Linked DNA regions of Homo sapiens: all the other regions are linked to region 1. A link is an interaction called in ENCODE POLR2A ChIA-PET data of the cell type or tissue named here. Cell type or tissue: MCF 10A. All regions are shown on one strand. Each heading gives the region's core, and the rest is flanking DNA. Links, peaks and the distances in the headings are about the cores only.

What was found. ChIA-PET counts read pairs that join two places held together with the same protein. Peaks named below come from ENCODE experiments on the same cell type or tissue, not always from the same donor. Only the 100,000 strongest peaks of a DNase experiment are listed, where the experiment ranks them.
Region 2: POLR2A ChIA-PET joins it to region 1 with 6 read pairs; 2 of 35 experiments call an interaction of 5 or more read pairs at or near these places.
Region 3: POLR2A ChIA-PET joins it to region 1 with 5 read pairs; 1 of 35 experiments calls an interaction of 5 or more read pairs at or near these places.

What each region holds. Positions count from the first base shown.
Region 1 is chr1:221,991,425-222,002,423 of GRCh38, reverse strand. No RefSeq gene overlaps it. Among named protein-coding and RNA genes, the nearest start is that of LINC02257, 18 kb to the right of the region's middle. RefSeq lists an enhancer at 9,936-9,985. In MCF 10A, for the core only: no CTCF peak of the experiment used is centred there; a DNase peak (open chromatin) is centred at 5,253.
Region 2 is chr1:221,694,184-221,705,182 of GRCh38, reverse strand. DUSP10 (dual specificity phosphatase 10) reads left to right here. Exons shown (of 4, transcript NM_007207.6): 4 at 2,506-3,759. The coding sequence ends at 2,771. Among named protein-coding and RNA genes, the nearest start is that of DUSP10, 42 kb to the left of the region's middle. In MCF 10A, for the core only: no CTCF peak of the experiment used is centred there; no DNase peak of the experiment used is centred there.
Region 3 is chr1:222,515,878-222,526,876 of GRCh38, reverse strand. It overlaps HHIPL2 (HHIP like 2), which reads left to right. Exons shown (of 9, transcript NM_024746.4): 8 at 3,183-3,265; 9 at 3,990-4,613. The coding sequence ends at 4,276. Among named protein-coding and RNA genes, the nearest start is that of HHIPL2, 27 kb to the left of the region's middle. RefSeq lists a silencer at 181-365. In MCF 10A, for the core only: no CTCF peak of the experiment used is centred there; DNase peaks (open chromatin) are centred at 4,686 and 5,076.

The sequences.
Region 1 (10,999 bases), core at 1,531-9,530:
CAAAAAGTTCAAGGGCTAGCTTCTTTAGAAATACTTACAAAATAGAGGATAATAAAGGAAAAATGAAAGGGATATTCATAAATAAAACTGAGAAATCAGAAAGGGGTTATATAATGGATATGGTAGAGAAGAAAATTTTAGAGATTTATTTGTTTCACTACGGCAATAAGTTTGAAAATCTCTGTACTTTGGGATGAAAACATAATTGACTCTATGTGATTCAAAAAAATAAGTAGAAGACTATAAAATTAGCTTTTGAAGAAAATAAGTAAGATATCAATGCATTATTTCTACAAAGGTTCTTATTTTATTGGTATTTTTTCCATATTTTCAAGACATTGATAATTCATATGCTATGTAACTTTTCCAGATCATAGAAAATCATGGACAGATATTATGCTGGCTTCATGTTGGTATTCATATTTGAATGAGATAAAGCAAAATAGCATAGCTACAGAACTGAGATTTTCAGTGTGTTTCCCAACCACCTACGTTGAATTTTCTGGGAATATTTGTAAAAATGTCAGGTTCCTGGGTTCCACATCTCACCTTTTGAATCATTAAGGATGGAACCTGGGAATATGATATTAAATTCTTATTATCAATTTAATATTAAAAAGTACTTAGAAGCAAACAAACTTTAAAAATGTCAGAAAACTTTTGCTGATATTACATTTTAGTGGAGGTAATATAGAAGATTCAGACAGTGCAGAGAGTACACAATAAAACGTGTCCTTGACCTCCTTCCTTCTCACAATCTTATTATTATTTTATTTTTGAGACAGAGTCTCTCTCTTGTTGCCCAGGATGGAGTGCAATGGCATGATCTTGGCTCACTGCAACCTCCGACTCCCGAGTTCAGGCAATTCTCTCCTGCCTCAGCCTCCTGAGTAGCTGGGATTAGAGGCACCCACCACCACACCTGGCTAATGTTTTTGTATTTTTAGTACAGGCGGGGTTTCACCATATTGGCCAGGCTGGTCTCAAACTCCTGACCCTAGGTGATCCGCCTGCCTTGGCCTCCCAAAGTGCTGGGATTACATGGTAGCGTGAGCCACCGTGCCCGGCCTTACTACCTTATTCTTATACATATTTCCTAGGTAACAGTGTAGTATGAAGAATAAAAAAGATGCACATACTAGCATCTATATTTGTCCAACATTCAACATATCTACAAAAAGGGTCAGAATATGCTTACTCTTCTGCAATTTGCTTTCCTTCACTTAATAATTTATATTTGAAATTTTTCATATCAGTACACACAGATCTATCTATTCTTTTTCATAACAACATACTATCTATCAAATAAATATGCCTTAATTTATTCAATCGGTTTTCTATTAGTGGATATAACAGTTGTTTTGACTTAGTTTTGTACTTTCTATGTATATTTGGTGAATAAATCCATACTGTAAATTATTAGCTGCGGAATTGCTGGATCTAATGGACACAGATTTTAATTTGATAACTATTGCCAAACCCTTCTCTGGAAACAAGGAATAGGAATTCCCATTTCCCCATACTCTTGCCAGGACTGGGTATCATCGTCAAATGTTGGGAACTTTGCTATTTTTGATAGGCATAAAACAATACCTATTAGAGTTTTAATTGTAGGTCTTTAATTAACAAAGAGGTTGGGCATTGTTTCAAATTATATTGCTCATCTATAATTTTGTTTCTGTAAAATGCCTGTTCATAACCACTGTTCACTTTACTATTAGATTGTTTCTCTTTTCATAATTGATTTCTTGAGCACTTTGAAGAATATGAAATTGATCTCCTGTCAATTTGTTAACACATGACTATTTTTATTTTAACTATAGAGCATTACTTTCTATTAGAAAATTAAAATTGTTTGAGAATCAAATTCATCTTTCTCTTCTGTCATGGCTACTGGATTATGTAATCTTCATTTTAAAATTGCTCCCCAGATGATAACATCTGCTTTCACATTTGAGAGGAGTTAATCACTATAGACTGGTCTCAATTATAAATATGTACGTAAAAATCCATATTTTTATAAAGAATAAGTGAAACTTACCCACTACAATGAAATAAGGGATGTCGTAAAGTTTAAGAATGTTTTTAATATTAGGGAATCTATTAATATATTGCATCATAGCAATATTTCAAAGGAGACAAACATATGGTAATTTCAACAAATGTCAAAAAATATAGGATACGATGCAACATATTTCTTACAGATGAAAAAGAAACCTTTAGAAAACTAAGAATAGAATATTTCTATAGATGATTAAAAATAAGCATCATAAAACACCAGCCAGCATAATGCTTAATCGTGGAGCACTAGGGACAATCCCAATTAAAACTGGGAAGCTGACCAGAATTTCTGCCACTGCCATCATTATTTCACGTTCTTACCAATGAACATACTGTCCAGCACAATGTGGTATAAAATGGAAAGAGGATGCATGAATATTTTAAAAGAGGACAAAATTATCATTATTTGCAGATGACATAATTAAATACAAAGAAAAATCAAGATAATTCAACTGAAAAGCTCTTAGAATTAATGTAATTTCAGAAGTGAGGCAATAAAAAGTAAAATTATGAAAGGATTTTTTTTCTATAAGCAAATAATAATTAGGATAATTAGTAGGAAAAAAACTTTCATAGTTTCTTTCAGAATAACAACAAAAATCTAGGTCATTGCAATAACTCTAATGAAATACATGTGGAGCTTTTCTGAAGAAGTTTTAAAACTTACCTAGAGCTGTAAAAGTCAACATCAACAAAGAGATAGACTTATCATATTCTTAGATGAGATAAATACTTTGAAGATATTAATGGTCCCTGGATTAACTTTTAGGCATAGTATTATTTCAAGGGAAATCTCAATTTGGGGAGATAATTTGGTAAAATGATTCTGAAGTTCATCTCAAAGAGTAAACAGGTAGGAATAACAAAAAGTATTTTGCAAAAGAATAGTAATACTAAGGGAGAAGACTTAACTTACGAGATTTTTAAATGCTTAATGACGATTTTGCCATCAAAACAGCATATACATCAAGGTAAATTTCAAAATATATCCCATATAGGCCCACTGTCCTTTGTCTTAAATTCTTGGGGTTACATATGTTTGTGAATTTAAAATTTGAATTTCAGAAAGGTAATTTGGTTATATCCTAAATATTACTGAATACTTCATAGACCTCAGAACCCAGTGGGGTCAGGACCAGTACTACATAAACAAACATATTGATATTTCTGTAATGAAACTCAGTAGGACACATAAAAACTACAAACAGCCTCCAACTGATTCAAGTCATATTTTGTTCCCAAGTGAACGTTGGCACGAAACTCATGAAAAAGAAAAAAAAATGTGCTTTTTAGAACTTCGCTAATTTTGAAATTTTGGATTGCAGATCATGGGCCTTTATGTATGTCATAGGCTGTACTCCCTGGAAGCTGACTCTGATATGGAGATTAGGTTGTAGGACTTTGTATTAGTCAGTTCTCATGCGGCTATGAAGAAATATCCGAGACTGGGTAATTTATAAAGAAAAGAGGTTTAATTGACTCACAGTTCTGCCTGGCTGGGGAGGCCTCAGGAAACTTACAATCATGGCAGAAAGCACCTCTTTACGGGGTGGCAGGAGAGAGAATGAGTGAAGAGTGAAGTGGGGGAAAAGCCCTTTATAAAACCATCGGATAGCATGAGAACTTACTCACTATCATGAGGACAGCATGGGGGAACTGCCCCCATGATCTAATCACTTCCCGTGAGGTCCCTCCCTCAACATATAGGGATTATAATTTGGATTACAATGCAAGAGGAGATTTGAGTTGGGACACACAGCCAGACCATATCAGACATTCATTAGGGAGTGTGCTTGGGGTGAGCATGGAAGGAGAGGACAGAAGTGAAATTGAGCACAGAGATAAGTTGAGCTGTGATTCAGTCCCAAGAAAGGCTGCAGCCACACACCACATAGGGAGCTGTGGGGCTTAGAAGGTCATTTAGATTCTTTTTCAGGCAGATTTTTTTTTTTTTTTCTGCAGAGTCAATCCCCAAAGAACTGGCAGCTGAGAGCTGTCTTCTAGCTGCTGGAGAAACAAAGTCCTTCATTCCTGAAAGGGAGTTTGGGGTATAGGCCAAGACACCCATGATGTGTGTGGGGATCTAATACATGATAAGGAAAACCACACACAAATGGATTAGTCAGCAAACAGTTTGGGGAATGATCGCCAGTTAAATCTTCACCTCGTGCTACATGTAAAATAAACACAAGATGAATTATCAAGTTAATTACAAAAAATAAAACATCTCAAAATACAAATAAATATTCTCCTGTCTTCAAAGTGGAGAAGGAATTATAAACAAAAAGCATGGAAGAAATTACAAGGTAAAAGCAAAGATTTGAATACAAGTAAATTTAAGGGGTTCTTTTTTGTTTTTTGTTTTTGTTTTTGTTTTTTCAGATGGAGTCCCACTCTGTTGCCCAGGCTGGAGTACAGTGGTGAGATCTTGGCTCACTGCAACCTCTGCTTCCCGGGTTCAAGCAATTCTCCTGCTTCAGACTCCTGAGTATCTGGTATTACAGGCACACATACCATGCCTGGTTAATTTTTTTGTACTTCTAGGACAGACAGGGTTTGGCTATGTTGGTCAGGCTGGTCTTGAACTCCTGACCTCAAGTGATGTGCCTGCCTTGGCCTCCCAAAGTGCTGGGCTTACAGGCGTGAGCCACCGTGCCCAGCCTAAAACTTTTTAATGTTGAAATCATTAGCAAAATTAAAAGACAGAAAACATGTAGAAAAAATTTGCAGCATAGATAGCAAAGGATTAATATACATATGCATGTATATATATATCTCATATAAATCTCATGAAAGCTCATATAAATAAATAAGAATATTTCACTAGGAAAGAAAAATGGGCAAAGATTATAAATAGAGCATTCTATAAACATACACAGAGTTTTCAACCACACAAAATAAACTCAAGAAAATTTCAATAAAACTTTGTTATCACTTTTTTTTTGCATATATAAAGTTCCAAACATTATAAAACATGACAGGTTTTGGCCAGGTGCAGTGGCTCACTCCTGTAATGCCAGCACTTTGGGAGGCCAGGGTGGGTGGATCACTTGAACTCAGGAGTTGGAGGCCAGCCTGGGCAACATGGCAAAACTCTGTCTCTATGAAAAATACAAAAATTAGCTGGGTGTGTTGGCAAGCGCCTGTAGTCCCAGCTACTTGGGAGGCAGAGGTGGGAGTATGGCTTGAGCCCAAGAGGTAGAAGCTGCAGTGAGTCATGATTGCTCCACTGTACTCCAGCCTGGGTGACACAGTGAGACTGTCTCAAAAATAAATAAATAAATAAATAAATAAAATAAAACATGACAGTTCTTACTGTTGTGACAGCCAGTAGAAGTATAAATTGTTGCCACTTATCTAGAAAACTATTTGACAATTTATTTAAGAAACTTAAAAATCTTTGTATACCTTTATCCTGAAATTCTTTTTGTAAGGAATCTGCTGAGGAAAAACACAGCAGTTCAAAGAACTATTCACGCAAGAGGGTTTTCATTGCTACATTATATAAGATAAGCAAAGGGTTAGAAACACTCTCTCAATAACAAAGAAATGCTTAATAAATTGTTGTACACAGATGTAATTAAATTATTATGGAGACATTAACATATAACATTAAAAAAACTAAATGACAAGAACATGCTTACAAAATTGTTAGAAAATGTAAGATATGAAACTATATACAATGACATCTATCTTATCTCTATTTATCAGAAAGACAATACAAATAATATGCCAAAGCATTAATAGTGCTTATCTCTGGCTGGGTGTTACAGTATAACAAGTCTACATTTTCTTTTGTATACTTCTACTATATTTTCCAAATACAACCATGTAACAAACATGGTAGCAAAAGGTAACAAACATGTTACCTTTATAATAAAAGAGAAATCAAAGTTTATCTAGGCCAGGAGTGGTGGCTCATGCCTATAATCCCAGCATTTTGGGAGGCTGATGTGGGAGGATCACTTGAGGCCAGGAGTTCAAGGCCAGCTTGGGCAAAATAGTGAGATCCTTCTGCTACCAAAAATAAAAATAAAATATTATAAAATAAAACATGCAGAATTGTGTGATCTGTAGTCTTATACAGTAATGTTCAACCTTTTATGAACAGAACAAGCTTTGTATAATATCTTTTTTTTTTTTTTTTTTTGAGACCAAATCTCTGTCACCCAGGCTGGAGTGCAATGGCACGATCTAGGCTCACTGCAACCTTTGCCTCCTGGGTTCAAGTGATTCTCTGGCTTCAGCCTCTCAAGTAGCTGGGAATACAGGTGCCCCCCCCGCCCCCACCACACCTGGCTAATTTTTGTATTTTCAGTAGAGACGGGGTTTTACCATGTTGGCCAGGCTGGTCTCGAACTCTCCTGATCTCAAGTGATCTGCCCACCTCAGCCTCCCACAAGCTTTGTATAATATCTTGACTCAGCTCAAATTTACATTTAAACTCACCTGAGACACCCATGCCACATGTCTCCACCAACTGATAAGGGGTAATTGAGCATGAGGGGCTTGTTAGAGACCAGATTGCTAGTGGAGTGGGCAGGGAGCATAGCAGGACATGAGTCCTAGGGAAATGGTCACAAATAGCCCTGAAGCATCCTCTTACCCATTTTCATTCCAGAAAAGCTGGCCTGGCCAGGCTGCAGAATCAGAGGTGCATATGGGCACACAGTGGCTCCCCTATCTGTGAGGTCTAATTCCATCTGGTAAATGTCCAAGGGGGTTTCCTTAGTGCAGAGCCACCTGTAGGGTGAATCAAGGTGACAGCAGAGCCCAGAGGAGGGGCCATGCCCTCGTCACTGCTGGCTGAGCCACTCTTGACCCAAGGTACTGTGACCCTTCTTGGTTCTGAGTCCCTCAGTCTCCTAAAATCTCTAGCAATTATCTTTTCTTTTCTTACTGCAGCCTCCACTCCTGTCCCTGGGCATGTCCTAAACACTGGCCATTGTAGTATTAATCGCACAAACCAAGCAAGTCTAATTTACAAAACAAGCCATTGCTTAGTGGAGGAGACTCGGCCAATGTGCACATCGCAGCATCAGTCCCTATTTTTCACAAACTAACCCAGTTAACCCAGTTAACTTCTCTCTGCCCATCCTGCTAACTAGATAATGGATACTCAGTGAGTGCAGCCCTAACTAAACATTAGATTGTTAGTCAGACTGGAATGTTCCTCCGTCACATACTTGAACAGTGTTTTCAGTTTGGGGTTATCCACATGATCCATTTCTCATTATCACGGACGACAAAGACCCAACTGTGTTCATCAGCATATGAACATTACTCACACACACTCATTTCATAAGCAAGAAAACACAGAGAAAGGAGAAAAAAAAAGATTAAAATAAGTGCAGTAAGGAGTGGGAGGCTTGGAGAATGAATCAAATAAGAGATTGTTATAACTGGAAGAGACCTTAAAGGGAAGTCTGTTCTTCTAAACCCATCATTTTATAGTTTCTTTGTTTTTGTAATAAAAAGACAAAGCAAATGAGGCTAAGCCAGAGATCTAGTAAGTGGCAGAGAAGGAACCAGAACTCTTCTGACTCTTCTAGGTTATCTAACTCTTAGTGAGCTGTGCATTAACCTTGTCGCCCGTCTAAGTAATGGGAGGAAGAATAGGTACTGGTTGAGAGTCAAGTTGAGAAGTGAGTTCTTTGATAGAGGTGAAGATGAGGCCAGTTACTTGGGTCTCAAACTGAACAGGAAACACCATCATTTCCATTTTCTGATCACTTTTAGAGTCAGTGCAACTCTAAAAGTCAGTGCAACTCTAGGAAGTGGGTGTACCATCTCACTCTTTCCACATCCTCTTGGCCTCCCTTTGGACTCCATGGGGCTGTAGGATGGTGCTGTGTTGATCTGCACCTCAGTGAAAACACCTCTCTGCCATCAACTTCCAGTTTGTCCCTACAGCTTTCCTGACTCCACAGTGGGCTACCTGGATTTAAGCCCTGCCTTCCCTGAGGTCTGCTGTGCTGGAAACTCTCCTGAGCATCATGACTCAAACCATGCAGCCTAAAAGGACCAGTATATGAGTCAGCTGATTCTCTTCCCCTTTCAGGCAAGCAGTTGATGTCTTAGAACCCTGTTCTTTTTCTAACTAGCATTAGAGGCCTGGTTAAGCGAGAACAGCTCTTTCTTCTGTTAAGAGGATATATATTCGGGAGGGTCCGGAGACATTTGAATCAAGACTCCCTAGTTCCTTCCCAAAGGAGATAAGAATCCCCATTGGGCCTTGAAGCTTTGAGGACCAGGTCTGTTTCTGAAGCATTCTTGTAAAAAGGTACAAACCTTCAGGTCTAGTTTAAATTCATTTCTATTATGTAGCCCCAAAGATCTTGGCTCAGGGGTTACTTTAGACCTCCCGATAGCTCTCAGAATTCCAAGCATATGCCCTATGGGCTTTCCTAGGTCTTCTCCATGTACTGAAATGTCAAAGACAGGGAAGCAAGAGCTTGGCTCATGTCCTCATCATCTCTCTTCTGGGCTACTGCTGTCATTTTTTCACTGGTCTCCTTTCCCCAGTATCATTTCATGAGTGCCTGCAAATGAGTAAATGAATGAACACAATCTCACTCTTTTCTAATTCATCCTTTCCACCAGGGGTCTCCAATCCCTGGGCCATGGACCAGTATCAGTCTATGGCCTGTTAGGAACCAGGCCTCACAGTAGCAGGTGAGAGACAGGCAATCAAGCAAAATTTCATCTGTATTTACAGCTGCTCCTCATCACTGGCATTACCACCTGAGCTCCACCTCCTGTGAGATCAGTGTTGGCATTGGATTCTAATAGAAGCATGAACCCTATTGTGAACTGTGCATGCAAGGGATCTAGGTTGTGTGCTCCTTATGAGACTGTAATGACTGAGGATCTGTCACTGTCTCCCATCACCCCTAGATGGGACCTTGTAGTGCAGAAAAACAGGCTCAGGGCTCCCACTGATTATACATTATGATGAGTTGTAAAATTATTTCATTATATATTACAAGGTAATAATAATAGAAATAAAGTGGACAATAAATGTAATACACTTCATTCATCCCTCCAATCCGGTCTGTGGAAAAATTGTCTTCCACAAACCTGTCCCTGATGTCGAAAATGTTGGGGACCACTGCTTTACACTGTTGTTAAAGAAGCAGCTTTAAAGGGCAAAAATCAAGTCAAGTTGCTCCCATTTCCATAGCTCCTCAGTCCCTAGAGCACAGCAGCCCAGAAGAGCATCTAGAACATTTGGAGTTACCTGTCTTCCAACCTTATGTCCTGAGACTGCCTGTGTCTGCCTTTACGTTGTGACCACTAGTGTAATCCAAACTCTCTGATTTTGTTCTTTTAGCTCCTTCTACTCGGAGAAACTTCCCCTTCACTAATGGGAGACATCTTTGTGATTGTTTAGGGTCCAGGTAAAATTTCACATCTCGAAGAGGGAATGCTATAGAATCCAATACACCTTGGCCTGATCACTGCCCCATCATGTGCTAACTCTGTGGACACAAGGGAATGTATTACTCTCTTCATGCCCAACTTTGCTTAGCTTTATATTGTGGAAAACAATATCTACCTCTTAAGATTAATGTAAGGATTGTTAAAAAATGAACTTAGGCATATTAACATTCTAATGAGTTTGAGCATTCAGCATTTCATGACCTGGGCAGCATTAGACCACAAGTGGTTTGGCACTCCACTGAAGGGGTGCGAAGGGGATACTTTTATACGGTGTTTGTGAAAGAAAGACAGAGGAAGCATTTGATTGGTTAAAATGGAAAGTCCCTAGTTAGAGATTAGTTGGTGGTTTCTGATTGGTAAAGTCCCTAGTTAGAAGCTACTTGGTGATTTCTGATAGGATAAGCTTAAGCTTTGTTTCACTGTTTACATTGAGTTGGGTTTTGGTTTGCTTAGGAAGAGACCCAGGGTGCTGGAGTTTCTGCAGCCTACTGGCCTCCTATTAAGCATTTTCATAGGATAAATACATTTATGTACATAAAGCAACTAGCTTTGTACTTGGCAAAATAGGTGAATAAGCCATTTAATTTTTTATCCCAATAAGCCATAGTTTCCTTTTTCTTCCTTTTTATTCTTTGAAGCCCTTTTCAAACTCTCAGTGGGGGTTAACTCTCCTCTGTGCTGCCATTCTCCAAGGAGCCATTTCTCTTGCTAGATGGTATGCTTCACAGGCCGGTACCTTGTCTTATCTTTTGTATTCCCAGTTCTAGCTCAGTCTCTAGCCCAAGGCAAGTAAGAACTCCATTAAAAAACTGAAATAGTAAATAGCTGATGCATGGGAGCCTCTCCATGGGAAGGTGGAAAAGACAGTGCAGGTGGAATTGTGATCTCCTAGTAGGAAACAAAAGCTATTTTCTATTTACTTCCAAAAGACTTCACTACTCAGCACTATAGAACCTTGGGGTGTCAAAGAGCTGGCAGCAGAGTCAGAGATAATCAGAGCTTTAAACTCAGAGTGGGGCAGGCTCTGGCCCAAGACCTCAAGATGGTAACAGCCAGGCCGAGACTGCTTATATTCAGACACCTGGGCCATGACTCTCCTGCACCTGCCTTCTCCTTACCCCACATCTCAGGGGAAATGAGATGTAGGCCCAGCAGGAATGCTTAAAATTTTTTTATTTTCCCAAATGTTACCAATCTCTAAGTCTCCAGATGGGTCAGGATGGGATCTTGACCTGCCTAACTGGCTGGACAGAATCATTGTATAAAGCTTGTGAGAAGGTGGAGAAAGAATGTGCATCTCTAGATTCCATATTTATATGATCAGATAGCTCCCCACCTCCAAGTGCTTCTCAAACACTAAGTTCTCTGTCCTCAGAAGCACCCTGCTAAGAAGGGGTTATCTGTCCTTTTTTTAACAAGAGGGAACCCAAGTCTCAGAAAAGTTAAGCCATTTCCCTAGATGCCTCCGTGAGTCAGTAGGGAGGCTTTAAATAGA
Region 2 (10,999 bases), core at 2,024-10,023, 300 kb after region 1:
AGCTGAGATCACGCCACTGCACTCCAGCCTGGGCAACAACAGTGAAACTCTGTCTCAAAAAAAAAAAAAAACACTCAAAATATCATTTTGGGAGCACCTGCAATATAGCAAAACTCAACATTTATTTTTTTTTACGTAACTTCAACTTTTATTACCATAAAGGGGTGGCCTAGTACTTTTCCTAAATATTACAGCAGGTTGTTATTCCAGGAAGAATACAGTTAAGTGGAGTGGGGTGTTCCTTTGTCAGAGAAAGAAAAAAACAGCCTCAGGTTTAACAGCCAGTGGGGTCTGGTGGATTTGCTGTAGTGTTGACATCTCTGGTCATTTTGCCAAGCTGTTTTCCTTGCTAATTATGCCGTCAGCACAGGACCATGGAATATTGAGTCTGAAAGGAAATTCAGGGTGATCACTGAACTTAGAGAAGTAAAGTGACTTCTTCAAGGTCATAGGAATTCTAGTGTCCAAGAAGGGGCCAGAATCCAGGGTTTTTGACTCCCAAGCCTGAGGCCTTTTCACAACACACTAAGGCAATGTTTATGATGCCCTATTAAGTAATTCCCAACTGGCAACACTGAGGATGCAGAGATACTGCAGATTCTTTATTAATAAAATCTGAGCCAAACCTGGAGCGCTGAGGAAGAAAAATTTCTCAACAAGCATATGAGGAACTTCTGGTTGATACATGATGTGATGTTATGACTGAGATTCCATCTGACTTAACTCCAGTTGGAGGAAGTTAGGAAATTGTTTTCTATTTAATGAGTAGGGTAAGATATACTTGTTCTAAGAGGATTTCAACTAAAGCTCCTTCTCACATTCCTTATAGATTATTCAGGCTTACCTGCCTTTTTTTTTTTTTTTTTAAGGAAAACAAAACCAATAACAAATAGCATTCAGCCCGAAGAACAACTCCATATCACAACCTGCATAGGCACAATTTTATTTTCATTGTTATATTATTGGATAAACTGAAATCTTACAGTCTTGCTTTAGTAAAAACACAGCAGGTTTTATAAACATAATAGCTTTCACTGAGAGTGTAATATAAGCTGAGCAGCATCTAAGTTTAGTGTTTATACCAGTTTATTTATTCCTGAATCAAGTGTGTGTAGTGGAACCGGTGGTCCAGCCAGGCACTCAGAAGCTCATTCTCTCACCACCATGCTTTCTGGTCTTGACTTGGAGCTAAATACCGTGTGCTGAAGGGAAAAAGTTGAAAAAGAGAGATGCTTACTTTTCTTGAAATACTGTTGACTATGAGAAGTAAACTTCATCTGTAAATTTTTAAGATGAAAATTTACATCAGGTTTTTTTTCCTTGGTCCACTGGTGGGTAGCCAGTAGATGTAGTTTAGGTGAAATCACTACTCTCTCTACCCCTTCTCCTTCCCTACCTGTTTATCTAATTGGTGTTCCTTCAAGGAAGCTTTCTTAGGGATGTGTTAGAGTCTAGAAATGTCATTAAGAATCTGTTCAGGTAGTGCCCACATGCTATTGTCCTGAGCTTTTAATATATTTGAAAACTTAGCAAGTCTTCCTCTTTCAATTGCTCTGGATTTTGAGCCATTGCTGGGATTCCTCCATCTTCTGCATTATTGCCACACTGGAATGTCATACATGGAAGCAAACGGGATTGAATGCTTGAGAGGTGACACCCTCGGCCTGTATACTACTAGCCTTTAGTTAACTTTGCAACAACTGGATTTTCTGGGGAGAAGCTGAACATAGTATCTTCCTAGTTAAGCTTTATTCCTTTAACCTTAATCAGGGTTTAGTAAGACTAAAACTCTTATCCATTTAATGCCCGTTCCTGTACAGAGCAATTCTATAGAATAAAGAAAGTGTTTTTTCTCTATTACAAGTGAGAGAGTTGTTACTAGCACTAGGTTTGTTAAGTCACACAACCGAAAATTGGAATTAACATCCTTAATCCAAAGAGGAACTGCATATATATATATATACACACACACACACACACATACACACACATACATATACATATATATGTGTGAGTGTATATTTTCATGTGTGTGTATAATTTTTCCCCTTCCTCTCTCCTTTTCCTTCATTCTTTTTTTTTCTTTCAGTAGTGTAATTCCAGAAAAAAAGAGAACAAGACATTTGAGAGAAGGTTCAGTGACTGTTAGAGTCGACTTGATCAGTAGCTTGTTCAACGTGAAAGTTAACTGTGTTATAGGTCTGGCTTCCGGCCACTGCTGTCACCTGTGCAGCAAACTGTTCCTATGAGCAATTCTTTCATTTAATCTTCTCTTTAAATGTAGATGTATAGCTTCTTGTTCGTGCTGATATCAACTTTAGCCAGTTCTGGAAGTTGTGACATAAGTATACGTAATGAACTAGTGGATTATACTTGGCTTTAAAACTGTTTTAATTCATTATTTCTATACAAAATAAGGCATTGCAAAGTTGAGATGAAAGTTTCTCTCTCCGTGCCTCTCTCTTCCATCTTCCCTTCATCTCTTGTCTTTCTCCCTTTTTTCAGAGGAAGCTCACCAGTGTGGGAAGGGGCTTCTCATCCACTGCCAGGCTGGGGTGTCCCGCTCCGCCACCATCGTCATCGCTTACTTGATGAAGCACACTCGGATGACCATGACTGATGCTTATAAATTTGTCAAAGGCAAACGACCAATTATCTCCCCAAACCTTAACTTCATGGGGCAGTTGCTAGAGTTCGAGGAAGACCTAAACAACGGTGTGACACCGAGAATCCTTACACCAAAGCTGATGGGCGTGGAGACGGTTGTGTGACAATGGTCTGGATGGAAAGGATTGCTGCTCTCCATTAGGAGACAATGAGGAAGGAGGATGGATTCTGGTTTTTTTTCTTTCTTTTTTTTTTTGTAGTTGGGAGTAAGTTTGTGAATGGAAACAAACTTGTTTAAACACTTTATTTTTAACAAGTGTAAGAAGACTATAACTTTTGATGCCATTGAGATTCACCTCCCACAAACTGACAAATTAAGGAGGTTAAAGAAGTAATTTTTTTAAGCCAACAATAAAAATATAATACAACTTGTTTCTCCCCCTTTTCCTTTTAAGCTATTTGTAGAGTTTATGACTAAATAGTCTGTGCAGGTTCATAGACCGAAGATACTACACACTTTAAACCAATTAAAAAGAACCAAAAGTAAATAGAAAAGACATTGAATCACCAAGGCCTGGGATCAACCTGGGCTGTCCACACAGAAAACAAAAACCCAACCAAACCAAGCCCTGTTGTGCTCACTGGTGCAAAGAGAAGATCAGGGCAGCTTAAGTGGTCTAAGAATCCTTCAGGCATTCTTTAAGGAGAAAAAGGATACCTTTGATTTTGTGTGTTTCATGCTCTGGATTTTTTTTTTTTTTCCTTCTCTGGGTTTAAGAGATTTTTTTTGAAATAGTGAGGAACTGACCATTATATGCCTTCACTGGCTTCTTGTGCAATAATATGATGTTTTAAGTGTGCAAACAAGTTAGAGCTGGCAGCTGAATGATAGACAAATAGTGCAAATTTGCCAGCTTGGAGATAGAAAGGAATTCAACAATATATCAAATACTTTCCTTCCCACCTTTTTCCTTTTTTTTTTTTTTTTCTGATTTGATTCTGGTTACAGTGCCATAAACCTTGTTACATATGTATATCAGAATGTAAGAAAAAAAAATTTATTTAAAAATATTTTTCGCAAAAAAAAAAAAAATCTTGGTGTGTTTCTGTTGATTGTGTAAAAATTTATTTTCATTATATAAATGAAACTGGTTTAGGATGTGTCTTTTTTTCCCCTCTCTTTTACCTTAACTCAGGTTCAAGCCTTTCTTAAGCTCTGGTAACTTGCATATACAACAAAGTTGAAATAAAACAGATTTTTATATAGGGAAAGAGAGATGAGGAAGGGAACATATCCAGTTTTCTCACTGTGAAACAGAGTTAGCAAGGAAGTGGAAGAGCTCCAGTATTGATCTGCCCAGTCACTGTCCCTTATATTCTCACAATGCTGTCATCCTCTCCTGCAAATATCATTCCTTTTGCATCGGGGAAGGCTTGCATTAAGGGGATCCCATCTGCCTTTGCGCCTTGGTGACCAAATCCCTGCCAGATTGATTGGTGAGAATTCAGTGATCTCCCTAGTGGCTATTTGATAAATACTTAGGACAATCTTCCATTTAGGGATCTTGATGTTCCTCCCCCCACCCCCCCACCCCATTGTCACTTGCTCACTTGGCATCTTTGGTGACATTAACCATGTAATGCGTTGCAGCAAATTGCTATTGCCTACTCTTTTCCCCAGCAAACTGAAACTCAGCTCCATACATGTGTACAGCTTCCTTATAACACTGGGTTAATGCATAGCTGGGTTCCCAATTCACTGTTGATGGAGGGTTGGGGGTATGGGAAAAACACAATGCAAATATTTTCTGTGTTTCATTAAATTAAAAGTCTAGTGGGACTTGGCCATAAGGAAGATTTATGGCAAACTGAAATTTGCCTGGGGTGAATAAAAGAGTTGAAGAATCTGGCATGTTGGATTCTATGTGACAACATTTGACATAAATAATTTTGTGTATGTTGGCTTGAAAATGTTAGGAAATATTTTTGACATTTAAAAAAATAGCTTTTCTACCAAAAATAATTTAAATTTTTCTTTTATAGAAAAGTGGAGACTGAATTTAACAGGAATTAACAGCTGTTTTAGATTATTTTAATAGAAAGTGTTAATCAGGTGAAAAGCAAATCTCTGCTTTGTGCTTTCTACTCCTCAGGCTAACAATTTCCTTGGTGTTAGAGTATTTAAGGAGTGAGGTTGATATATAATTAGTGATTTAAAATACATGGTAATTTAGCAGACATTTCTTTTTGTTATTTTAAGTCTAAGTGTTAAATTTCTGATAGCATGTAAGGTATATTGCCTCCCTCTGTCCCTTCCTTCTTTCCTTCTGCTTTTTCTTTGTTCCCCTCCCTTCCTTTTCCTTCCCTCCCTCTTTCCTTCCCTCCCTCTTCCCTTCCCTCTCCCTTCCCTTCCCTCTCCCTTCCCTTCCCTCTCCCTTCCCTTCCCTCTCCCTTCCATTCCCTCTCCCTTCCCTTCCCTTTCCCATTTTCCCACTTTGCCTCATTCCCTCTTTGCCTCTTTCCCTCTTTCCCTCTTTGCCTCTTTCCCTCTTTCCCTCTTTCTCTCTTTGCCTCTTTCCCTCTTTCCCTCTCTCTTTTTTCTTTCTTTCTAACAAAACAGAGAAAAGTCAATACAGTTTCTCATCTTTATCCACATGGAAATGATTTATGTTTTTGGAAGTTTATGATTTTGAGAGAAAAGCCTATCCTGGGGCAAACAGTAATCCTGCCAACCAGAATACCAAAGATTCTGAGAGGGACTCAGGTCTTTTCTACTAATCTGCTGTGAGTCACTTAGCCTCCATTTCTTCATAAGGAATGTTAACCACTTCATGAAAATAATACAGATTAACCAAGCCATAGCTCTAGAAACCAGACTCCACATGTTGCTGGGCCTCACTAGCTGTCTGGGAGCTATAAGGCTGCCCTAGGAAATAATTGTGTCTCCCCAAGAAAGCCAAGTCCCTGACCAACGCATGAACCATTCTCAGAATCCAGCAACGGTTGTTTTATATTAAATGAATCTAATTACTTAGTAGAGTGAACCTGTAACTAATTTAAAGAAATACAGCAAGCATTGTTATCTTAGGTTGAACAAAACAGTAGCTTTAGGTTTCTATATATATTACATTTATTTCAATAGTTAATACTTTTCCAATCAATGCATGTGAACCATGATAGGGAGTTTTCATTTCTTGAAAGAGTTTGTGCCAGTGTCTTCTGGATAAGGAAAGGCATCATGGGAGGTAGGGCAAGGAAGCTGACAAAAAACATGTACAAGGGGAAATATTCAAGAAAAAATGTACACAACCACACAATCACATGCTGGCAGTAAAGGGGAAACATGGCCTTTCGTAATACGGGAAACAGGAGAAAATGGGAGGCTAAAATGAAAAGAAAAAAACCTATGTCAGAGTAAGGAACTAGGACCTGAATTACACTCCAGAAGCTGACTAAGATAGAATGCTAATAAATTGCTCAACTAGATATTCTGATGGTAAGAAGTCCAATGAGCCAAGTTAAATAGAGATCAATCAATGATGGCCTTCACATTATTTGGGGACAGGCTCTTGTAAATAGGTCACAACACATTTTATTTTATGCTTTTTTCCCCAAACATGAAATATCAGGAAATATAGTTGCTGTTTGGTTTCAAGCTCTGATTGGAGACAGTTGTTGCATATGAATGGAGGTCAGATGAAGGGTGGTAGAAAATGACTATTTTAGCACTGGCACCCAGAAGGATGGGTCATAATTCAGAAGTGCCCCAAATCACACCTATCTGTAGAAGACTTCCTGCCTTTTTGAGGTGGTGGAATATGAACACCAGTGCTTTCTGTGGTTCCTGATTTCTTCCTTCGTGACAACCTTTGTCAGTGTTTGATACAAGGTGCATGTATCGGTGTTTAATAAGAAGCAGAAACAGTGACATAGAATGAGGGGTTTATTCCAGGGATTAGACCTCAGGCAAGTGTGGGATCTGGTGAAGAAGTCAATGGGAGTGTGTTGCATCTGTCTGATAATGGGCTGAACTCTCCGGGTCAGCACAGCCACCAGTAACAAAAGCTGGGCATGAAGTAGAGAAGAACAAAGAATTGGAATTAGGAGGAAAAACTGGAACCCACATCAGCCTTTTACCAACCTCAATGGGGGTGACTTCCAGAAGGATCTAGTGCCCTCTGCCATGGAGCTGAACATGTACCTAGCATAGGACTTGGCAAAGCTGAAGACAGAGCTTTGGGAGCTTCAACTACAGCTGCTGCGCTAAGTCCAGGTGAGTCACCACATCAGGGTAAATGTGTGCTTGCCATCATAGAGTTTGGTGCCCCCTTCAAATGGTTGCTGCTTCAATTCTGCTTTTCCAACCTCATGCAAATTTCCCCTAAGGCTAACCTTAACTCAGTGTGAATCAGGAGAGGAAATTCTGGAAAATATAGCTCCTGATTTAGCCAATTTGATACTGTAGAAAGCTACCAAAGTCCATCCCTTGCCAACTTGGCATCCATGTCCACTTCTCTTAACTAAATATAACTTCCAAATGAAGACATTAGCAAAACGATGCTTCTATGTAGTATGATGCAACTATCAGTTCTACAGATGAAAACACATTTAAAAGACGACTGGGTGCAGTGACTCACACCAGTAATCCCAGCACTTTAGGAGGCTGAGGTGGGTGGATCACTTGAGGTCAGGAGTTCGAGACCAGCCTGGCCAACATGGTGAAACCTGTCTCTACGAAAAATACAAAAATTAGACAGGCATAGTGGTGCATGCCTGTAATCCCAGCTACTCTAATCACTTGAACCCAAGAGGCAGAGGTTGCAGCGAGCCGAGATTGCACCACTGCACCAGCCTGGGTGATAGAGTGAGATGATGCCACAGAAAAAAAAAAAAAAAAGATACATAGCCTCATAGGTTACTTTGTCCATTTTGGGATGATATTCAGTCTTTTTTTAGCTAAGATCCACTTTCCCTTCGATGTCATGTCATTTGAATATACTGAGATATAATGATATTATGGGTTGAATTGTGTCTGTCAAAAAGCCATGTTGAAGTGCTAAACCCTGAACCTTGTAAATATGATCTTATTTGGAAATACGGTCTTTGCAGATATAATCAAGAAGAGGTCATATTGGATTAAGATGGGCTCTAATTCAGTGACTGGTGTACTTATAAGAGGAGGGGAATTTGAACACAGACACAAAGAATGTCACGTAACAATGGAGGCAGAGATTGGACAAAGGAACATCAAAGATTACCAGCAACCATCAGAGGCTACAAGAGACTCATTGAACAGATTCTCCCTCAGAGCTTCTAAAAAGGAAGTGACCCCACTATCACATTGATTTAGGACTTTTCGCATACAGACTGCAGTAAAATAAATTTCTGTTGTTTTAAGCCACCCAATTTGTGGTACTTTGTTATAGCAGCCCTAGGGAACTAATACAAAGACTATTATTACCCCATTTTATATTAGATGGTGGATGGGGTAGAAAAAAGAATTGGTTAATATACAACCAAATATATTTATATCAAAAAATAAATATTCATAATTCTTACCATCCTAATTTCTATAACTGATCTTGTGGTCATAGCTGGTATTTATAACTTCCTTCTTTCACTACCCATTCCATATACTTGTGTCCTCAGCAAGCACATCACCTAGTCATGGTTTCTTGCCTGTTGGGGTGATGTCAGTTTTCATTTTTGAGGGATCCAAGCTTTTGCAATTGAGCCTGCATTGGGTTATTTTCCACTTACTTTGTTCGTTACAGCAACAAAAGTAATTACAAGACTTGAGAGTATAAGATATGATCTTGAATTCCAGGCACACTTTTTCTTACTCCTATAATCTGGTAGTAATCCAATTTCCCCAGTCATCCCAGCCAATACACCAATATCTGACTTTGCTTGTTGATTCTTTAGCATAAGGAGCCCAAAGTCGGCAGCAGGGAGTATCAACTTCCATCTTAATGGAATCATTGCTGTATCTCCTAGTAGAAGCATCTCTCCCTTGGGGACCAGAACTTCTAGACCAGCAGAGTCTAAAGTTGAGAATAGAAAGAATAAATTTTGCTGTGGATCACTATGGGTAACAGTAAGAGGAGCCCTTTCCATTTTTCCCCCTTGATTCCTGGATCTATGAAATCTGGATAAGAGAGAAACAGCAACATGCATTGATTGATCATTTAGAGAATTTACTGCATCTTTCAGGACATTATCCTAGCCCTGCAAAGTGTTTCCATCCATCTAGCACAGTAAATAGTTAAAAGAAGAATTCCACCTTTCTACTGCTTTAGAGTGATGAATAACAAGTTAAGACTAATGAATTCCATGAGCATGAGTCTGTTATTCTTCATTTGCTGCAAAGTAAGTTCCTTGGTCAAAAGCAAAGCACTGTGGAATAACATGAAGGGAAATAAGATATAAGAATTCTTTAAGTCCACAGATACTGATTTTGGCAAAGGTATTACAGGTAGGGAAGACAAATCCCTATAAAGAGTAAGTTTCTATGGAGCAAGAACAAAATACTGCCCTTTCAGGCCTTGTGAGTAGAAGTTCATGTTGCTGAATTCATGCATACCCTCCATGTCTACCATCATGGCTATTTTGTTCACGAGCTCATTGGTCAAGAACAGAAGAAACTGGAAAGAAAAACCTGATAGAGGTCTGCAGAATGTGTTCTCTTGTCCATTATTAAGATTCTTACATGCTGAGGTTGAGCTTTGATCAACATTCACATGGGCCCATTTAGGAAAGTCTATCCATTTACTTCTTCCCTAGATTTTCCTGTCACTAATTTTCCAGTCATGTTTCTTCTAAGTCCCTTATTATCCATCTAAACGTTAGCAACTGCCCATGAAGCAATGTAGATTTATACCTCTGGCTGTCTTTCCTTTGAGGCAAAATGAACAATTAGGTACACTGCTGGAAGTTCTTATTACTGGGAAAATTTTTCTTCCCCACACCACCAGTATAGGGCCACAATGATTTAGTCATTCGGTTTTGGATGATACCAGAATATCACACAAAAATTTCTGTAAACAATGCCAAATATTTTTCAGTCCACTGGTCACTGAGTGCTTCCCATGAGGCCATGGGTGTAAGATTCTGAAGCTATTGTTGCACAAATAGACACCATGGGTAACTGGGTCACTTGCTTATTTAATATACTTGTGCTTGATCTCATATATTCTACTTCCATTTGATCATTGAATGAACAACTTAGAGGCTTCCATTTGATCATTCATGCACAACTTAGAGGCTTGATGGATCAACAACACTTAGTTCATCATGGGCAGTTCAGGTTGCATTATAACTTGATGGCCCATGATCAAGCTTCCAGTTTCAAACTGGTATTCTAAAGAAGAATTTTGAAGAGAAAAGAAGAATATCTGAATTAAAAGAAGAATTTTTCTGAAGAAGTTGTTATAGTTTTGCTCCAGAATTCTAAATGTCTGCTCTATGATTCATCTATCAGGTTAATGGCTTCATGCAAGATTCCTGCCTAACAGAGACATTTTTAGCACCATGGAATCTACTGGATCTAGATGTAAGAGCAGTTTGTATGGCAGCCTTGTATTGTAGAGGCTTTTCTTGTTTTGGACCTCACACAAAACTAATGACCTTACATCTTACTTGGTAAATGGATTGTAGTAGCATGCCCAATGAAATATATATTCTCTTCAAAATCCACAAAGGCCCATTAGACATTATCCCTCTTTCTTAATAGTAGGAGAGGTCAGATATAGCAACCTGTCATCATGTTCATGAAAGGAATATCTTGGAATGCTCAAAACAAGTAGATCACTACAAATTTCAGTAACATTCAGTGGATATAAAGTGAATTTTGTGGAATTTATCACTCTCTGGTATGCAAGTATCTTAACATCATATCTAGAACTAGTTACTTTATCCTATTTACCAGGTACAGTAATCATGATATAATATCATTAATATAATGTGCCTGCATGGTATCTGATGGAATGGATAGACAATTATGGTCCCTGTGGACTAGATTACAACACAGGGCTGTAAAGTTGAAATAGCCCTGAAGTAGGACAGTGGAGGTACATTAGTAACCCTGTTGGCTGGAAGCAAATTGCTTCTGATAGTATATACCAGAGGTTAGCAAACATTTTCTGTAAAAAGCTAGAAAATAAATATTTTAGAATTTGGAGGACATATGGTCTCTGCCATAATTACTGAAATCTGCTGTTGCAGCATAAGAGCAGCCATACCTAATATGTAAATAGAGAAATGTAACTGTGTTCTAATAAAACTTTATTTATAAAAATCCAGTAGTCTGAATTTGGCCCATGAGCTGTAATTTGCTAATTTCTGGAATTTATTAACAGGTATAGAGAAATAAGCATTTGCCAGCTCAGTGGCT
Region 3 (10,999 bases), core at 1,982-9,981, 520 kb before region 1:
AAACTCATGTTCTAGATGAAAAGCAGTTTGGACAAATAATGGCATAGGACAATGCATCTATAGCAATTATGGAATACTTGGGAAACGGTCTCTTTGCAGTTGGACATGAAGACCTTGAGCCTTTCTAGGGTTAGTCTAGGTCTGTGGCTTTTTTTTTTTTTTTTTTTTTTTGAGATGGAGTTTCACTCTTGTTGCCCAGGCTGGAGTGCAATGGTGCCATCTTGTCTCACCGCGACCTCCGCCTCCCAGGTTCAAGCGATATTCCTGCCTCAGCCTCCCAAGTAGCTGAGATTACAGGCATGCACCACCATAGCTAGCTAATTTTGTATTTTTAGTAGAGATGGGGTTTCTCCATGTTGGTCAGGCTGGTCTTGAACTCCCGACCTCAGGTGATTCACCTGCCTCGGTCTCCCAAAGTGCTGGGATTACAGGCGTAAGCCACCATGCCCAGCCTTTTTTTTTTTTTTTAATATGCTTCTGGAAATGTCTGTCTGAGGTCATCTAACAACAGGTGTACACCTCTGAGCACCTGAGTAAGTACTGCTCCCCTGTCCCCTGGGCTTGGTGCAGATCTCCAGGTCTTTGGCAAATACGTTTAACTGGCAGGTTCCTCAATAGCTCTACCTTTTCTGGAGTTTAGTGTTTATTCACTTGCTGGGCTGTATGCTGTTTCCTTCTGCTTCTTTGCCTATCTGTCTCAGAGGCTGACCAACCTCCACCAGCACAGGCAAAAGCCACAATACCACTTCCCACTTGAGAGGTGGTTGGGTCTGGGTCAGGTTATCTGCCCCAGGGAGGGTGATGCATTGTATCCATCCTGAGGAGTCTGGGCAGTGCACTGGATTTTTTTTTATTTTTATTTTTTATTTTTTATTTAATAGACACAGTCTCACTCTGTTTCCCAGGCTGGACTGCAGTGACACGATCTCGGCTCACTGCAACCTCTGCCTCCTGGGTTCAAGCTATTCATGTGCCTCAGCCTCCCAAGTCGCTGGCATTACAGGCATGCACCACCACACCCGACTAATTTTCGTATTTTCAGTAGAGACGGGGTTTTGCCATGTTGCCCAGGCTAGTCTCGAACTCCTGGCCTCAAGCGATCCACCTGCCTCAACCTCCCAAAGTGCTGGGATTACAGGTGTGTGCCACCATGCACCCTGCCCCAGTGCTCTAGATTTATCTAAAAATTATTGCCAAAGCAAGAAAATCTCCCCCTGAATTAGCTTACAGATAGACATGCAGAAGAAAATTTTCCCCTGAGGCTTATGTTACCCATATCTGGATTGGCATTCAGCAGACATGAGGCAAATAGGTCCAGCCACTGGTTAGGGCTTGGGGGGGCCAGCTCTATCTGAGCTTGTATTTGGCCACAGGGCTCTCAGTTTGTGTGTTCTCGGAAGTTCCTGGAAGAGGCTCCGTCCCTGAGGCTGTTCCCCGGGGTGATGTGTGGATGGTGGAGGGTGGATAGCCAAGGGGTGAATTTAATACTGGGCTGTTCCCACTGCTGGGTCTGCTTCTGTGCACTTCTCCTGGGTTTAGGGGATGGAGCAGACTCAGGGTCTTTAAAGTGCTTCTGATGGTTGACGATGCCTTGGTGGGGAGTTCTCTTTCCATTAACAGGCTTCCTATGTGAATCCATTTTTCTTTTCTTTGGCAGTTTTCTGATTCAGTTGGCAGGTAATTTAACTCCCCACTTTCACAAGAGCAGCTGTGAGAAGCCACACAGAAAGCACCCATAAAGCATTTTCACACTGAAGACATCCTTACTTATTCACCTTTTTTTTTTAAGTTGACATTTATGGAGTTACTCCTGTGTGCCAGGCACTGTACTAAGTGCTGTGCATGTGGGCTCTCATTTAATGCTGACAGAATTCCAACCAGGCAGGTTAACATCCTCACTCTATGGATAAAGAAACTGAAGGCTAGGTAAGTTAAATTACTTGCCCCAGGTACAGCTACTAAGAGGAGCCTGGAATAGGAACTCAGTTCTCTTTGTGGAGAGGTCATTTTAGGACTACTCCCTCCATTCAGTTATAATTATATCGAATCATATAGACTTTTTAAAGCTTCTATAAGTGGACCAGATTCTGCTCTGGTTACTTATTCAGCTTGTCTTTGCACGAAATGCACCAATCCCAGCATTTTGAGGGCACCTGGTTAATTTATGTATCCTTTTCTCCCTCCCATTTTTTCCTCCTACCCTTCCTTTAGGGGTAGCTAAATACAGTGGTTGAGAACATGGACTTGAGCCTGGGCTTGGAATCTTGGCTTTGCCACTGACTAACTATGTGGCCTTGGGCCTGTTTCTTAGCCTGTGCGAGCCTCAGTTTCCCCTCTGTAAAATGAGTATAATAATAGTACTTACTTCACAGGTTGTTAGGAAGACTCAATGAGTTAATATTTGCAAAGTATTTAGAATGGTGCCTAAGCACTACGTAAGTGTTTTTTAAATAAATACAATTACCTTTTTTTCCCTCCCACCTGGACTTGGGAGGATGGCAGTGAGAGATAGAGTTGGAGCAAGGCAGAGGCAGAGAAAGCAATGGGGACAGGCTGGGAAGTTCCAGCTCTGCTCTCTACAGTGGAAGTACTCTCTGTCCTCAAAGTCCCTTTTATTTCAGAAGATGCACCCGGGGACAAGCAGTTTAAGAATGTGTGTGTTACTAGGCAGAGAAGCTGGCATCGCCTGAGGGCTGTGCCTTGAGTTCTTGAAGACATTTTCTTTAAAGGGAGTCACCAGCACCACCATCAGAAGCAGCAGCAGAATCATCCTCATCATCATTTTCATCATCCTCATCTGTGAGCTCTTGTTATGTTCTGGGCACTGTTCCAAGCCAGATGGGAAACATTAGTTTTTGCATTTGATAGATGTGGAGACTGAGGCTTAGCAAGGTTTTTTGCCCCTGGTTACCAGGATGTGAACCCGTTTTGACTGCCACCATGCCCATACTCCTAACTCCTTCTCTGCACTGTCTCTCAAGGGCCTGAGGAGCCCTGTTCTGTCTGTGCCCTTTTACCTCACCTTCTGAGCTCATAGCATATTTCCTGTTACATCTACCCCATCCCCATGGATAAGTAAAGGCTGACCCCAATTCTTGCAAATATACGCCCTCTGGTAACCTTGATTTTCCGGTTGCATCTTCAGAGTCTTGCGTCCTCATGCTTTCTGTTTGTGTTTTTAGGCGAGCACCCCCAGGCAAGTGCAAATACAAGCCAGTGCCCGTGAGAACCAAGAGTAAGCGGATCCCGTTCAGACCACTCGCCAGTGAGTCCATCTTTGAGTCTTAGGCTCAGGCCTTGGTGTGGAGGCTAAGGCAGTGCCCTCAGCAAGCAGGCTATAATTCCCATGGTGGAGTCTTAGTTACCCCCTGAGGGAAACTAAGTCTATACGTCTCCTCTGCATAACAGAGGAGTTATGAGTGTAAGGATACCCATTTCTACTGTGACCGGTTTCCTCTAGTTATTCGTTCATTCATTCGTTTGTTGATTCATTCATTTAATCGTTCATGTATTCATTCATTTGGCATCATTCATTTCATACTTACTTTGTGGCAGGAACTATGCTAATCCCTAGGGATACAGCAATGAACACTTAAAGCCTATGACATGTAGGAGTTCAGAGTTAAATAGGAGTGGGGATGGGAAGTGCAGGCAAATAAAGAAATAAATGTAGCACTAATGTTCTGGTATAGAAGGATGCTCAGGGCACTTAGAGGGCCCCTAGAATGAGGAATGTTTCCTTGGGGCAGGGTGGGGAGTCAGGAAAGACTTACAGAGGAAGGATACTATCTTAAGGAAACTATTACAGAACCATGTATCACTGGAGTGACCCTTCTAAAAAAGTCATATATTTAGACCAAGGCCAGTTAGAGAATTAAAAGTATTAATAAGAATAATTTATATTAAAGAACTATAATGCAGTTATAGTTTTCTCTTATAGCTACTTTCTGGGACTTATATTTTTCACTAAATAAATACTGATTTCTCAGAGACAGTCTTGGACTTGCTAAAGGAACAATCAGAGAAAGCTGCTAGAAAATCTTCCAGTGCAACCTTAGCTTCTGGCCCAGCCCAGGGTTTGTCTGAGAAAGGCTCCTCCAAGAAGCTGGCTTCTCCTACAAGCAGCAAGAATACATTGCGAGGGCCTGGTACAAAGAAGAAAGCCAGAGTGGGGCCCCACGTCCGCCAGGGCAAGAGGAGGAAGAGCCTGAAAAGCCACAGTGGCAGGATGAGGCCATCAGCAGAGCAGAAGCGAGCTGGCAGAAGTCTCCCTTGACCTATTGGTCAAGGTGGCCGACAGGGTGACGTGAGAGAGGAGAGCCACCTCATCAAATGAAAGTCACTGCTGAATAAAGACCTTAGAAGTCTGGGAAGCCAGGGTAGAGGTGGGGCAGGGCGGTTTTCCTCTCCCTGGGAAATCTTGCTGTCTACTGAATAAATAAATGCACCTTCTCTGTATGCAGTGCTTCTGTGGGAGACCATATCCCAGATTGCTGGTGCACCTGGGTTATGGTAAGCACTAGTCCATGAGCCTGCTTGGAATCACACTGGATGTCTCCGTTTTGTCTTGTAAATGCCTACAACCTGAGGTAATAAATCAACATTTGCTCAAACTGGCACATATCCTTTGATATCCTGGATGTTTGTTTGACATTAGGAAATCTAGCATGCTGTACCACTCTTGCATAAGAACCATGCTTCACCTTCCTGCCTCACCCCAGGTCTAAGAGGAAGCCTGTGACAAGCTTACAAGGAAAGACCCTTTAAATGTGGTATCTCCTTTCCCCAGCCCAAAGCTCATGAAGTGAACAAGAGCAGGTTCAGTTCTGTACCTCCAGCACTTACTATCGTAATTGCCTGACAGGTTCTTCCTGTGTAGTGCACAGACAAAACCAATTCACTGAGACCACAGTATTGCAGTAGAGAAAGAGTTTAATTAACACAGAGCCTGCCAAGTAGAAGGATTGCAGTTATTACTCAAATCAGTCTCACAGAGAACTCAGAGGCTGGAGTTTTTATGGATAGTTTGGTGGGGGAGGGGCTAGGGAATATGAGCTGCTGATTGGTTGAGGATGAAATCATAGGGGTGTGAGGAACTGTCCTTGTGCACTGAGTCTGCCTCTGGATCGGGGCCACAGGACCTGTTGAGTGATGAATCACAAATCCGGTTAGGGTTAGTTGGTTTCCAGAATGCAACCATCTGAAAAACATCTCAAAAGACCAATCTTAGGTGCTACAATAGTGATGTTATCTATAGGAGCAACTGGAGAAGTCATAAATCTTGTGAACTCTGACCACATGACTCCTGAGCAGTAAGGGATTATAGAAACTATGCTTGCATTTTAGCAGAATTCAGGCCCTTCCCATTATCTAGTGGCCTTTCGTCAGTTTTACAAAGGCAGCTTCAGTCCCTGAGCAAGGAGGGAGTTTGTTTTAGGGAGGGACTATTATAATTCTTGCTTCAAAGTTAAACTATAAACTGAATTCCTCCCATGGTTAGCTTGGCCTCGGTCATGAATGAGCGAGGACAGCCAGCCCGTGAGGCTAGAGGCAAGAGGGAGTCAGCCATGCCAGGCTTCTCCCACTGTTATAATCTTTGCAAAGGAAGTTTCACTATTTGGCCTTATTATGCACATAGCATAATAAACTTAACTACATTTTATTTGAATACCTACTGTGTGCCAAGCTTATACCCTATCTTGAAACCTCAAAACCCTGCTCTTCTCTATTGCCATATAACCTCCACTGAAGATGAGAAAAGTGAAACTTTGTGAGGTTAAGTTACTGGATCACAGTGGTGTGAGGGAACAGGGAACAGTTCAGCTGGACTAGAATCAATTCCCTCTTGCAATCTGCTGTGCACCTGCCTTCATGGAGGCCCTCAATGAAGGATTGTGACTTTTGAACTATGTATTTGAGGAATGAAGAACTAAGGGAGGAAATGGTCCCTATTTTCATCAAGTTCTTCATATTATGCAAAACATCCAGAAGAGTGTAGACAATTTGGTTTAAAGAGAACAAAAGTGTAAAATACCAGGGTTGTTAACTTTTAAGGTCATATGATCACTGTTTTAGAAATGGTGCAGTCTCGGCTCACCGCAACTTCAGCCTCCTGGGTTCAAGTGATTCTCCTGCCTCAGCCTCCCAAGTAGCTGGGATTACAGGCATGCGCCACCACGCCTGGCTAATTTTTTCTTTTTTTTTTTTGAGACGGAGTTTCGCTGTTGTTACCCAGGCTGGAGTGCAATGGCACAATCTCGGCTCCCCACAATCTTTGCCTTTCGGGTTCAAGGGATTCTCCTGCCTCAGCCTCCCGAGTAGCTGGGCTTACAGGCATGTGCCACCACACCCGGCTAATGTTGTAGTTTTAGTAGAGACGGGGTTTCTCTGTGTTGGTTAGGCTGGTCTCAAACTCCTGACCTCAGGTGATCTACCCGCCTCGGCCTCTCAAAGTGCTGGGATCACAGGCATGAGCCATCACTCCTGGCCTAATTTTTGTATTTTTAGTAGAGAGAGGGTTTCACTCTGTTGGCCAGGCTGGTCTCGAATTCCTGACCTCAAGTTATCTGCCTGCCTCGGCCTCCCAAACTGTTGGAATTACAGGCGTGGGCCACCATGCCTGGCCAGCTCTATTTCTTTAAGCCTACATGTTTTGCACTTGTTAAAAGTATTTGAACATACAATTACTTAGCTTCCCTTGTTTACGCGTGAATTTTGTATAATCTTAAATATTTTTTCCAATCTAAGCTTTATTTTATCCCGTTTCTTCTATATTTGTATAACTTTAGGAGGCTATCTTCATTGAAAGTTTTTTCTCAAAAGCCTTAAGATAGAACATAGTTCTTGGCAGCAATTTGAAAGTTACTTGAGGAGGAGGGGAGACTTACAATGATGATTCAAATGAAGGAAACTAAAAAGTAATGAAGCAAGGCAGAGGAAAAAGCAGTATTCACTTGAGCACATCCCAAAAGAATAACATTTCAAATGTAACTGGAAAAAAGTATGCTGAAGTTCGCAATACAGAAATAATTATTAATAAGATAGCTTTAAAGCCCTGCTCAGCTTTTGAATGTTGGGAATTGACCCAGAGGTGGCTGTAACCTAAGATGGTTCCTTCAGTAATGACCATTTTTTCTTTTTCAAGATGATGATTATTCCCCACCTTCTAAGAGACAAAGACCAGCGAGCCACCACAGCCACCAGTCCCAGAACCCGCCAATGCTGGGGAACGGAAAATGAGGGAGTTCAACTCTGGTAAGTTCTCAGCGAAATCCATGACCTTTTCCTTTATCTTCTGGACTCTCAATGTGACTGATGAAAGTTACCACATGCTCTGCAGGGGGAAATGGTTTAGCATGTGTTACTACATCTTAATCACATCTTTGTAAAGCCAGGAGCATTTTACAAGTCACGTTACAGACATTGTTTAAACATAGTCTGTATTTACCAAAGTATAGGACGTTGTATCATCTCATATTAATTAGTCAGTTGGCTCAAAATTAGTGCTAATGACTTAGTAATTCAGTGATTTCTGTTAGCTTTAAAACCTTTATTTCAGAACTATTTCACCTCTTGGTTTTCATTTTTGCTGTGTGTTACTGCCTGCCGGCTGCTAATTTATTAACTCCCAGTGAATCATGTGTCCTGTGAAGGGACTGAATATTAGTGGCAATTTATGTTGATGATTTGTATTTTGAATAAATAGTTTGAATACATAGAACATTAAGCTTGTAAACATTTTGAAAATAGTATTTTAATATTCTACTGTGTCATAGTTACAATCATTGGATATATATTGAATTTATATGTACTTTAAGTTGTTATATGTTTATGGTCTTTAGCATTCTAACATGCAATTGTATATCTGTTAAGTCTTTTTTTTTTTCGAGATTAGACTGATTTATTGAGGCATCTGTTTGATGCCACATTAAGTGGCCCAGGCTTTGTGTAGGGGTTGAGGTAAAAGCAGGAAGAAGGGTGGTGAGAGGCGGGGTACCAGGATTAGGTTGGAATACCTGGGGGTGCTCTGAGGCTCCCCAAGTTTCCCTGGTCTTGGCCGGCTGTGCTGCTGGCCTGGGCATCTGATGGGCCTGCAAGGGTGGTCCAGGGGCTAGGGCAGGGACTTTGGAGTCACGCCATTGGCTTTGAATCCAGACTCCTACACTTGGTAGCTGTGAACTCTCCATGCCTCAGGGACCTGCAAAACTGAGCTCTGTCTGAGCCAGGTTCCATCCAGGCACTGCGGATCCATCCAGAGGGGCACTGCCTCAGGCTGCTCGCTATTCACTGCCTTCCCAAGCCGACCCTTGTCTCCTTCTAGGCCCTCACAATCCAGTGGAGGAGACGAAACTCATCTGCCTCTGTCCCTCTGGGCACGCCTCATGCCAGGTGCATCTGTGGACAGGGGCCATGCTCCTGGGCTTCCAAAGTTGGAGAAAGCTGCCAGGCTCAGGTGGGTACATCACAGCAGCTGCTGCCCTCTGAACACAGTGACAAAAGAACACTCTGGGCCTGGAGCCCTGGCCTGGGGCATTGGGCAAGGCTGTTGCACTTCTCTGATCCCATTTCCCCATCTGGAAAGTGCGCTGATTGTATCTCCCTGTGGGCACTGAGGGCTCAGTGTTAGTTCGAGAGCCAGCATCTGGGGTTTGGGCTGTAATTCCCCGTCAGCCCCATAGCTGCGGGGAACCAGGGACTTTGTTGGGATTACCCTAGGCATCAGTTTAGCTTCCTGCCCCTGGCTTGGGCTCAGCACCTGAAGTAGTCTAGGGGGTAGGTGGTCCTGGTGGGGGCTGGGGCTTTTACCCAGACTGAGGTCACACCCAGAGCCAGAAGTCTTGGTGCCTGCTCTGGGCAAAGGTGCCAGCCTGTGCGACAAGAGCGAAACTCTGTCTCCAAAACAAAAACAAAAAACCTTGCATCATTTCAAGGGGCTCACACCTCCCTAAGGGCCTGGTAATTGGCTGGCTCTGGCCTGCATCTGGCCCCGAGGGTGTAGGTAACACCCCACCTTACCTGGTTTCTTCCTGCCAGGGCCAATCTTCAGACCTCAGGACTTTGCAGCCTATCCCACCTCCCCTCTGGCCAGCCTTGAGCCCTTGTGGGTCCAGCACTTTTTCCAGGCTGTCTCCTGGTTGTCCTTCTGCCTCGAGGCCTGGCTCATGCTGCCCCCCCTCCCACTCTCCAAGACCCACAAGGACCACTCCACACCCAGCTCAGCCCCATCCCCTCAGATAGTCCTTTCTCTTTCCTCAGGTGGCCAGGTGCATATCTTGGTGTGAGGACCTTCACTGTATCTGGGAATGCCTACTGGTTACTTCGGTAACAGAGAACAAGGCATTTACCTGATATGAGTGTCTTGGTTCACTGTCTACATGGCTAGGGAGGGAATCAATAATAGGCTTTTCACTTGCTGCAAGGGCCAGTTCTCCTGGCCCCATGGCTCTAGGGATGGAGGACGCTGCAGGAGATGCAGCGCTCACTTCCCAGCTGAGGACTGTGGGTCATCTCAGGGCGATTTCACAGTCCCCACATGCCCCACCCCCTCAGCTCTGCAAATACCAAGCAGTGCAGCCTGCCTAGGGGATGATGGGCTCGAGAATGCCCAGGTAGTGCCCAGAGTGCCCCTCACCTAGCTGCTTCCACAGCTCTGTAGCAAGAGTTCTAACCTTTTTTGACCGTGAAGCCTGCTGAGAATAAGAGCTGTGGACTGTTTTCCCAGAAAGGCATGTGCATGCTCTCCACACAAAACCTTTCGTCGTGGCCAAGCACAGTGGCTCATGTAATCCCAGAACTTTGGGAGGCGGAGCCAGTCGGATCACCTGAGGTCAGGAGTTCAAGACCAGCCTGCCCAACATGGCGAAACCCTGTCTCTACTAAAAATACAAAAAATTAGCCAGGCGTGGTGGCAGCCACCTGTAATCCCAGCTACTCCGGAGGCTGAGGCAGGAGAATCACTTGAACCTGGGAGGCGCAGGTTGTAGTGTGGTGAGATCACGCCACTGCACTCCAGCCTGGGCGACAGGAGCGAAACTCTGTCTCAAAAAACAAAACAAAACAAAACAAAACAAAACCTTGCATCCTTTCAGGGGGCTCACACCTCCCTAAGGGCCCAGTAATTAAACCCTTTGGGCCTGAGGGTAAGAAACTTTGTCTCAGTTCTTCCCCGAGTGATCAGCCCAGGGGTAAGGAAGGAGAAGCCAGAAAGCAGGACCCATGAGAAGGGCCCCCTCCTGGAGTTTGAGGCCCACTCCCTCCTGCCCCTGCCTGTCCTCTGTCCAGGACTCCTCCCTGCTCTGCCCCACTCCTGGGGCCATAACCATGGGGAGCTGTGGTTTTCTACAGGCCCCTGGGCACAAAGTGGGCAGGCTCACCTGGAGGCGATCAGAGTAACATGGCAGGAAGTGAGGGGGAAAACCGCCCTGGAACTGCACCTCTCTGCCCCCTGACGTCACTGGCGTGCACTCCTCCCTCCCCTCACTCAGGCAGTGGCATGAGTTCCATGTGAGCGCTGTCCTGCTCCCTCTGCTGCCTCTTTTTTTTCTTGGGGCTGCCATAACACTTTCCCTTCCCCAGCCCTGCCAACCTGGTGGGACATTGGGCTTCCCTCTCACAGGGTCCTGGGGACAGGCCCATCCTTTATCATACCCACAGAGAGACCCTTTTTTTCTTCAGGACCTGGGGAGCAGCCAGGTTCCATGAGTTAAATGCAGATCTGAACCAAGCTGGGATTGGGATACACACTCTCCTCTACTGAAAAGTAGCTAGGGATTCCAACTAGGTGAGAAGGAGAGTGGGGCAGAGCCAGACCAGACAAGGACTGATCACCTGGAAAAAGCCTGCCATCAAAGGTCTTGGCAAATGCTGGGTGCAGTGGCTCACTCCTGTAATCCCAGCACTTTGCGGGGCTGAGACAGGTGGACTACTTGAGGCAAGGAGTTCGAGTCCAGCCTGGGCAACATGGCAAAACCCCATCTCTACTAGAAATACAAAAATTAGC